Regions from separate parts of the Homo sapiens genome. Here region 2 is linked to region 1. The links are chromatin contacts, found by Hi-C or POLR2A ChIA-PET in ENCODE. All regions are on one chromosome and are shown on one strand. The core of a region is the stretch at or near the end of the contact, and the rest is flanking DNA. Distances in the headings are between cores, read along the strand shown. Region 1 overlaps MAML3 (mastermind like transcriptional coactivator 3). Region 2 overlaps MAML3 (mastermind like transcriptional coactivator 3).

Evidence for each region. A loop is a pair of places that touch in the nucleus more often than their neighbours do. ChIA-PET counts read pairs that join two places held with the same protein, here RNA polymerase II (POLR2A). Pooled maps may share reads with other maps.
Region 2: a map of naive thymus-derived CD4-positive, alpha-beta T cell shows a loop between it and region 1 (2.1-fold over the local background). The contact joins two enhancer-like sites. A Hi-C loop is called at or near these places in 2 of 168 maps with a recorded cell type or tissue (Caco-2 and naive thymus-derived CD4-positive, alpha-beta T cell), 6 of 37 single-sample maps with no recorded cell type and 11 of 50 pooled maps. POLR2A ChIA-PET finds 5 or more read pairs at or near these places in 10 of 52 experiments (CD4-positive, alpha-beta T cell, OCI-LY7, Panc1 and 6 more).

Annotation. Positions count from the first base shown.
Region 1 is chr4:140,113,664-140,118,705 of GRCh38, forward strand. All of the region lies in intron 1 of MAML3 (mastermind like transcriptional coactivator 3), which reads right to left. Among named protein-coding and RNA genes, the nearest start is that of MAML3-AS1, 12 kb to the right of the region's middle. Within about 2 kb of position 3,053, at least 3 of the 41 ENCODE cell types and tissues checked have a DNase peak (open chromatin) inside an H3K27ac peak, as active enhancers do.
Region 2 is chr4:140,068,359-140,073,593 of GRCh38, forward strand. All of the region lies in intron 1 of MAML3 (mastermind like transcriptional coactivator 3), which reads right to left. Among named protein-coding and RNA genes, the nearest start is that of MAML3-AS1, 57 kb to the right of the region's middle. Within about 2 kb of position 3,598, at least 7 of the 41 ENCODE cell types and tissues checked have a DNase peak (open chromatin) inside an H3K27ac peak, as active enhancers do.

The sequences.
Region 1 (5,042 bases), core at 1,803-4,302:
GGAGCAACCTGTTTGGCAGAGGAGTAGAGTCTTGTTGGGTGTTTGTAAGCTAACTTCACCTGTGCACAAATGCCAGTTTGTCTACCCAAGTGAAGTGACCCTGCAGCTAGGATACCTAGAACTGCTCTAATCAAAGTCCATCCAAAGTCACAGGCACAGTTTGGAACAGGACCTAGAAACTCAGGCTGACAGGTGTAAGCAATGCTGCTCTCCAGGCAGGGAGAAACCCACATACTGAGTCTTACTTTCATGTTCTCAGTATCTGCTCCCACCCCGTTTTACCCCATCCTGGGCTTCACACTCAGTGAACCCAGTCACCATTCACTGAACTCATTTTCCCACCTTCGTGCTACTGATCATGCTGTTTCCTATGCCTTTAAAGTCCTTCCCATCTTCTCTGGGTAGAAAAATGCTGCTAATTCCTCAAGGCAGATCAGATGCCAACTCCCTGTGCAGTCTTCCCTGCACTCTCTGCCCTGCGAAATATGCCCCTTCCCTGCTCCCTCCACCCTATGAAAGTAGAATAAAATCATTCCAACTTCTGTGTGCCAATCATACTTTTGTGTAAGTCTGTTATAGCTCTTATCACATCACGCTGTGGAATGATGTGGAGAAATCTCACCAGCTACTTTACCTGTATCTGTGCTGTTCCTTGAATTTCCTGCAATCTCAACAGTACCTGGCACAGAGGGGCTTGAAAAAATGTTTGCTGAATTAAAGACTGTAGCCAAAAGGCAAGTGTTCTTTTTCCTTTCACTTAAGTAGAAGCTTATCTTAATTAAAATAAAACTACAATATTATTGGGTTTTTAAATTACGTAGCTGTATATAGCTGCATATAATTGCAGTGCAATCAAACCTCTGATATTTTTAGGCAACTCTTTCTCTTGAAACCCTCCGTACCTTTGACTAAGTATCAATGTATTTCTCCCCAATAAGCCGGGTGTATACACGTATGTCTTTTAAGAAACTTTGGATTGTTCAAAATTTCAAACATACAAGCGTTGCCAGAATGTAATAAATTGCCAGCGACCAGTTTCAACTCATGGCCTATCTTGTTTCATCCATACCCCAAACCCACATTCCCTTTCCATATTATAGAAAGCACATGCCAGAACTTATATCTGTGAATACTGTGGAGTGTACCTTTAAAAGTTATGGCCTATTTTCAACAATATAGCCATAATACCATTATCACATCTAAAACATATTTAATAATAATCCCTAATATCATCAAATATTGAATGAGTGTTAAAATTTACAGTTGCCCCAATTCTTTTGCACTAAGATGTTCAACAGTAAAAGTACATTATAACTTCATTCAACTCATAAACAAATTGCCCTATTTAAATAAAAGCTCTGAATTCATATCCTATAGAACCATAACATTCCTCAGGACAAGACACATGAAGTCTCATTTTAATACAATGCCCTAATTATGCTGCTGAAGTTTTATTAAACATTTGTCCTATGGAGATATGTAAAATAATTTGTTTTCAGTTCATTACCTTTCTACTCAAAGATTTTATCCCATAAAAACTTCCATATGAGTTAGCACTATTTTTGAGTTATTCATAGCTCATAACAATACATTTTATTTTTAAGTCTTAAATTACTTCTTTCTCTTCCTCCTGAAACTCAAGTGCTCACTCTCAATTAACACAAATGCTTTCACTCTCAATTTTCACTTCTAAAATAAAACTATGGCTAGAAAGAAACTGCTCTCAATGAGCAATTCATAAACAAATGAAATATGCAAAGCCACAAATATCCCTTATAATTTTTATGTGGTCATGCAAATTAATGCATAAGAGTAAATATTTTCATCCACAATAACACAAATTAATGAGTGCAGGAGACTAACACCAAGACTGATCTGGGAGGTGATCAGTGCCTTCAGCAGACCCCAGGACTACAGATATTCAGAAGCAAGTGAGAGACTTAAGAGCAGGTACATAAGTTCATTTTTTGGTGACTCTGGACACATACAAAACATTCCTTAATCTGGAATTGGAAACAGGTACATAAAGAGCAAAAAGCAAGTGTACTCAATTTATCCAATTGACATGTCTCTGCAAAACATTTGTAGGGCAAAATCTTACCATTAGATGAATATTAAGGTCAAATTTTTGTGAAATTAAGATTCTTTTTTATAATGTAAAAATCATTCTTTTTCAATTAGGTTTGAATATAAAAAGTTTTCCCACCAAATACAAAGAAACTGAAAATGAAAATGTCTATTTAAATATAGAAAATATTTACTAATTCACACTAGTGGAAGGTGACATGGAATAATAGAAAATTGGAATTACTTTTAAGTATATACAAATATATAGAGTACATATATTTGCCAAATAAATGTCCTTTAAGATCCTTTAGTTGGTAATTTTATTTGCAATTATTTCATTGTTTCCCTTTTTTAAAAAAGATTATTCTAAATAAAAGTAGTTTATCTTGCTGAATAGGTTAAATGTCCTTCCCATGCCTGCTTTATTTACTATTAGTCTGTTTACAAGCACTCCTTCATATAAGGCAAAAAGCCTTATGACAATACCACAAATTATTAACATCTGGGCTCAAATTAATCAAGTTATACTGTGTTCTTAAATTTCTGAATTCTTTACCTTTTTTCATGTGTTCATGTGTTCAAAACAACTCTATAATATCCAGGGCCCCCAGGGAATCAGCTCCTATTCAGGAAGATCCTTACTCAAAACTAGCCCTCCTGAAAATGACACCTATATAGAGAACATTTCTCTTGCATGTTCAGGGCTATTGCCAATCACCAGAAACCAAGACGGTGTCTATTCTACTTCAGTAAAAGGACAGGGAGGCTGACAAAGAAATACAAAAGAGAACACAAGTCACGTGGAGCCAACTGCCTGGATTCAATTCCTTCAGAAAGTCACGTTAGAGACTGCCACTCTAACCTCTAACCCCACTGCTTCAAAAGTTGCCATTCCCTCCATCCTCCACAGCTCTGGCCACATCCAGACGAAACCATTAAGGCTGGTGTATACCCTACAGGGCAGGAAGTGAATCATGCTTCACTCAACTGAAATGGCAGCAGGTTTTTAGAAAGCTAAACACAGTCAACCCAAATGAATGGTAACACTTACCTTGTAAAGATGTGACTAGGGATTGTTATTGATGACAAAAGATCAGCACTTGGGTTTCCATCTCCCTTCACAGATGAGATTTTTTTAAAAGCATAGGGCACTTTACATACAGACACAGAGTATAGCTATGGAGATCACCTTCTGTAATACTAGCACTCAGAGTGTTCTCACTATTAACCCAGGACCTCCACTCATGTTAGATCTCTAGCTTGCAGAACATGCTGAGTTCCAGACTTGGACTGTCTTTCCTCTTCCACAGCAGAATTTAAAAAGCTCTATTTCCTCTTCCTTAGAAAAATTTTAAAGTTCTCAAAATGGGGATTTCTCTAGTCTCTTCCTTTTACCCTTAGTGTGATCTGGGGTGATTTTTAGGGTCTTATTACAAGCAAAATCCTAATTATGGGGAAAGCCATTATCTGGCATCTTATTTACTATAACCCAAAGCAAATGTTTGGGGTTCCTAATTATATTGATCCAAATATCTCCCTCGTATTTTCTTACACACTTACTATTCTCTTTCAAGTAAGACTTTTAAAAGCTGTTTCTAAATTTACACTTTTACTTGGTGCTGCTGACCACATTAAAACCTAACTTCCAAAAATAAGTTAAACTTTAATGTGGTTTTATGTTTTTAAGCATACTCTAACTATATAACTTTAAAAGTATGACTTACAGAATATTTATTTCCTTAAGAAAATATACAAATGCTTAATCAGAGACAAAGCAAGGGATTCCAAATCAGTTTTTTATACTGCAAAATATTGCAGTGAGCCATGATTGCACCACTGCATTCTAGCCTGGGTGACAGAGCGAGACCCTGTCTAAAAAAATATATAAATATATATGTATGTATGTATGTGTATACAGGTATATATATATATACACATATATACGTATGTGTATATATAATCTCAAAATTATTAATAGAGAATAGAAAAATTGATCTAATCTGATGCCACCTTCCAAGTCTCATAAAAATACAAATAAAATGTTTCTAAATTATAGGTATATCCTTAATAAAATTACAAAAACATGAGATTATCAAAGGAGCCCAACAGTTTCTCTAAGCACATCAGACAATATCAGAAGTCAATAGTTCAGATTAAGAAGGAAAGATTAATCTAGTAATTCTAAGGGTAATTTGTGTTACACATTTTTAAGGATTTTCACAGATAACCACGCATGGTAATATATGCAAATACACAAAAGAAATAAAACCTTAAAAGAACACACTAAATTTATTTTTTTTAATCTTCTAAAATGAGAATCATGACACCCACAGCCGGCATTTCTTCAGAGCCTACAGCTAGACAACCACCACAAAAAATGTTCTCTCTGATATCAGCTACAACCAACCCCCAGGTTAAAATATTTGTGGGTTTGTTTTTTTTTTTTCCCTACCGTGTTCAATCTTTTAAAAATTAATAGTCCTGAGTGCAGTCTTCTGGAACCAGAATGCCTGGGTCCAAACCACAGCCCTACCGTGTACTAGCTGTATGACTTTTATCCAGTCACTTAGCCTCTCTGCGCCTCAGTTTCTTCATCTGTATATATATATACACCTATCTCATTAGGTTGAAGATTAAATGATCTAATAAGCATGAAATGCTTAGTACAGTGTAGTACATAGTAAGTAGCATATAAGTATTAGCTAATAATAATAATAAACAATGAAAATGAGGATGAGGTAGCAGAACCATAACCTTGACTACCTTTGTGGAACCTCTATTCCAGGGTGAAAATACAGATACCAAGAGTATATAACATTGAAAATATTTTGGGGCCTGGTGTGGTGGCTCACACCTGTAATCCCAGCACTTTGGGAGGCGAAGGCAGGAGGACTGCTTGAGCCTAGGAGTTCAAGACCAGCCTGGGCAACATGGTGAGATCCTATCTCAAATTTAAAAATATATATTTTGGAAAG
Region 2 (5,235 bases), core at 2,348-4,847, 45 kb before region 1:
TTCTCAAGGGGAAGGTACAGTATGATCACTAACTTGAAGGCACTCACAAAGGAATTTTCAAAGACATGTAGTGGGTGTGAGTGCTTAAACAAGGGTCTCTCTCTACCTAGGCACTTTTCAGACTGATTGAGTCATTTCTTAAATTTGCAAGAGAATGCAAACAAGCACTGTTCTGGAAAGAGAACTCTACCAGGAGCTCACTCTCCCAGTGTTAGAATGAAACGAATATGGATTTAAATCCTAACCCGGTCACTTCCAAGCTGGACTTTAAAATATATTACTTTACCTCTCTAAAATCTGTTTTCTCATTTTTAAAACAATAACAAATAATATCACCTATCTCATATTGCTGTGAGGATTTAATATGTAAATACCTATAAAAGATGAAGAGCAGAGCCAGGCACATAGTGGCACTCAATAAATATGTGTTGTTTTTGTATCATTATTACTATTTGAAGAGTCTTAGGCCACTCTCTAGTACATAGTAAGCATTGAGTTAATGTTAGCTATTAATGTAATTAGGACCCACTACCCTCGCTTTGTCTGGTTTCTATCTTCCTCTCTACCTCCCTATTGCAACCAAACATTGAAAGAGTTGCTGACGAATTTTATAATTTGACAGGTCAAACTTTCTGAACTTCTCATTCCTCCCTTCTTTATATTCTGAAAAAGGTGAAAAAGAACAATGGAAATACCACAAGATGGGTAGCTTTTAGAAAAATCAGGTTTTCTAAGTAGCTTGAATAACCACATAATCAATATGTGATTCTATCAGCTTCGACTTTACATGGGAAAAAAATTTCACCTTGATTATTGCAACTTCAAAACATTTCTGTCCCATAGTAGAAGGGGAAATGTGGAGTCTTTTGACTTGGTTGCACTATGCAGGGGCTGGCTTTTTCTCTAGTAGTCAAGATTGCGCCACTGCATTCCAGCCAGGGTGACACAGCAAGACTCTGTCCAAGAAGAAGGAGAAGGAGAAGGAGAAGGAGAAGGAGAAGGAGAAGAAGAAGAAGAAGAAGAAGAAGGAGGAGGAGGAGGAGGAGGAGGAGGAGGAGGAGGGGAAGGAGGAGAAGGAGGAGAAGGAGGAGAAGGAGGAGAAGGAGAAGGAGAAAGGAAGAAGAAGGAGGAGGAGGAGGGGAGGAGGAGGAGAAGGAGGAGAAGGAGAAGGAGAAAGGAAGAAGAAGGAGGAGGAGGAGGGGAGGAGGAGGAGGGGAGGAGGAGGAGGAGGAAGAGGAGGAGGAAGAAGAAGAAGAAGAAAAAGAAAGAAGAAAGAAGAAGAAGAAGGAGGAGGAGAAGGAGAAGGAGAAAGAAAGAAAGAAAAAGAAAGAAAGAAGAAGAAGAAGGAGGAAGAAAGAAGAAAGAAGAAGGAGCCGGGATGCATTTAGTAGCAGAAGGACTACAGAATAGAATACATAGTAAAATCATACCATGGAGAAAGATCGAACTGGAGTCCTTAAAAAAAAAAAAATCTAGGCTGGGCATGGTGGCTCACGCCTGTAATCCCAGCGCTTTGGGAGGCCGAGGCTGGCGGATTACCTGAGGTCAGGAGTCCCAGACCAGCCTGACCAAAATGGTGAAACCCTGTCTCTACTAAAAATACAAAAATTAGCTAGGTGTGGTGGTGCACACCTGTAATCCCAGCTACTCAGGAGGCTGAGGTAGGAGATTTGCTTGAACCCGGGAGGCACAAGTCGCAGTGAGCCAAGATCACACCACTGCACTCCAGGCTTGGAGACAGAGCGAGACTCCATCTCAAATAAATAAATAAATAAATAAATAAATAAAAATCTAAAAAAGAGCCAGACTCTAAGTTTTGTGAGGACAAGGACACTGTCTTGGTCACCACTGCATTTCTGATTCCAGCTTCAATATTTCCCACTTAGCAAGTGCTTCAGAAATACTTGTTGAATGAGTAGCATACATTCATGTTAAAATAAATGGTTGGGAAAAAATCTCTTCATATTTTAGCCCAAGTACTTTGGTTTTGAGGCCTACAGACAATCTCATTTTAATCTTTAGTAAGCCTGTTTTGCCATCATTAAAATGCTTCTCTTTGAAGGTGAGCTTACTTTTTCAGTTCACTGATGAAGATATTCAGAATAAAGTAGAACACACTCTAGAAGAACAAAAAGAGAAAAGCTTCAAAACTGAAAGCAGAACCCACAAAGAAAAGGCAGACAAACTGCCTTGTAGCATCTCTACAACTGACACCCAAGAACCGAAATGAAACTGAATTTGTTCAGCAAAGCCCAAGTCAGAATCATAAAAACTCCTCGAAATACTACAAATGGCACCTATGTGACAATGAACAGTTTTAAAGCCTCAACACTCAGTGGACAAATGCCTTCAGATGAGCCACTTCAGAAGGTAGGACTCCTACCTAAGGCAACTTCTTCATACTTTAGCTTATTATCTTTATTCGAACTTGATTGAGACTTGCACACACACAAATGACTTTTCCCCTCTCCCTTTGGTTAAGATAGTCATCCATTAAACATCATTAGGAAGTAGAAAGGCCCCTTCCCTCTCCAGAGGGGAACCTCCTCTGTGCTAATAACCACACAGCTAGGTCTGGCCTTGCAGCCACCTTGCAATGTGGCGCTGGGGTCTTCGTGGGCACTGCCAAACTTCCCACAGCAGATAATAATGTGCCACCTAAGGAGGAAGGCAGCATTTTTCTGCCCTGAACTCCAGCTTCCAGGATCACTCGCCTAGGTCTCATCTTCTGAAGCCTCCTTTGTCTATCGGATGCATACTGTGCACCTTGTCATTGTTGGGAGGACAAAAACAACTGGCGTTTCTCACAAGCTGTCTGAAAGAGCTGCTGCAGACGACCCATGTGTGCACAGACTCCGCACACACTCTCTCTCTTTCTCTCCCTCTCTTCCCCTCAGGAACACCATCTGAGAGAGCTGCATGGCTGCCCAGAACTTGTCCCATCCAGCTGACTCCACCAGCCTTTTCCTTCTTTAGCAAGGAAATGGATCTCCAGAAGACACATTCCTGCAGCTCCATGAAACCATCCAGGCACAGATACTTGCCCAGCTTTTTAATTTTACAGCTTTTACACTGAGGTGACACCCCTGTCCCCAGCCCTGCTATCGTGGACATTCCCATTAACCCTGTTAGTTTTAAATGTTAAAAACAGAGAACTCAAGACATCTACTTTTTTAATGTCAAGAAATGCAAAGTGGCCTATGATAATAAACATAAACACATACATAATAGCCCAGGACTTAAAAACAAATCCCTTCATTTCTTAGACCCACAGCCACATAGATCTCACAGTTTAAAAAAAAAAAAAAATCCACAGTGAAACGTATCAGCGTACATTCTCTTTCAGATCCAATACACAGAAAATCTTTACACTTATAATTTTACAGGGACCAGGATTAGAGAGAGAGAGAGAGAGAGAGAGAGAGAGAGAAGGCACGCATCTGCTTTATGTTCTCAGTGACCAGCTGAACAGATGGTCAAGAATATTGTTAGTTAAGAAAGCTCTCATTCATGATCAGAAAGTCCCTTGGGCAGGCTGGTGTGGGGTGCAAGAATGTCCTAGAATGTAATATTTGAAGAATGTGTTCATGTCTGAGATATGAACCCATGTGGTGGACGTGGGGGAGGAAGGGGGAGAACAGACAGCCTGTTGTGATCCAAAAAGCAACCACAAGTACCTCAACATTGGTTTGTCACCCAGACACTTCCGGCTTTCATTCCACCCACTCCCTCAACAGTATTAAAAGTGAAGAAAACCATTGATAGGTCTCAGTAGCTGCCATAATCCTTCCTTCTCTAGACATGAGTGCAGTCAGCCCTCCGTATTCATGGATTCTGCATCTGTGGATTCAACCAACAGATATTCCAAATATTTTCCAAATATTTGAAGGAAAAAATTATGACTGTACTGAACATGTACAGACTTTTTTCTTGTCATTATTCTCTCAACAATACAGTGTAACAACCATTCACATAGCATTTACATTGTGTTAGGTATTATAAGAAATCAAGGGATAACTTAAAGTATACAGGCCAGGCGTGGTGGCTCATGCCTGTAATCCCAGCACTTTGGGAGGCCAAGGTGGGCGGATCACCTGAGGTCAGGAGTTCAAGACCACCCTGACCAACATAAAGAAACCTCGTCTCTACTAAAAATTCAAAATTAGCCAGGCATGGTGGCGCGTGCCTGTAATCCCAGCTACTTGGGAGGCTGAGGCAGGAGAATCGCTTGAACCTGGGAGGCAGAGATTGTGGTGAGCCAATATCGTGCCATTGCACTCCAACCTGGGCAACAAGAGCAAAACTCCGTCTCAAAAAAAAAAAAAAAAAGTATACAGGAGGACGTCCGTAAGTTATATGCAAATACAACACCATTGTATATCAGGGACTTTAGCATCCCTGGATTTGGGTGTCTGTCAGGGGGTCCTGTAGCCATCCCCCATGGACACCAAGGGACAGCTGTACCTCACCAGTAGAAAAATATAAAAGGGAGGTAGAAGAGGATACGCTGCATGAAGTTGCCACTTCTTTGTCACTTCTTCTGGGCTAACACAGAAGATGTAAAAAGAAACAGGGGGTCCTATGTGTTCATCCCAATATGAGCATTTCCTGGGTGAAATTTCTCTAAATTTAAGTCGCCTCTCAACCTGACCAACAGAAAGTGTGTTTGTCTAGGGAGGGAGGAGGATGGCTGGTCATGAGCACTATAAAATCTATGGGAGAACTGGAAATCAACAAATCTGCAACCATCTGGCTTTCCATACCAATTTATATCCATGTTTTCTTTTTTTTTTTTTTGAGATACAGTCTCTCTCTGTCACCCAGGCTGGAGCGCAGTGGCAAGATCTTGGTTCACTGCAACCTCCACCTCCTGGGTTCAAGCAATTCTCGTGCCTCAACCTCCCAAGTAGCTGGGATTATAGGCGCCTGCCACCATGCCCGGCTAATTTTTGTATTTTTAGTAGAGACAGGGTTTCACCATGTCGGCCAGGCTGGTCTCAAACTCCTGACCTCAAGTGATCCACCCACGTAGGTCTCCCAAAGTGCTGGGATTACAGGCGTGAACCACCTCGCCCAACCCTTCACTTTTTCAACAAAATTTCTTATAGACTTCCATCAGAGAGACTCTGGTACTATAGATGAGTTCCCTGGTGTTTTGATCTTTCTCCCACCCTGCAGTGAGCACCTACTTCCTGGCTGTGAGGTATTGTGCCAGGCACCCACAGTATACAAGAG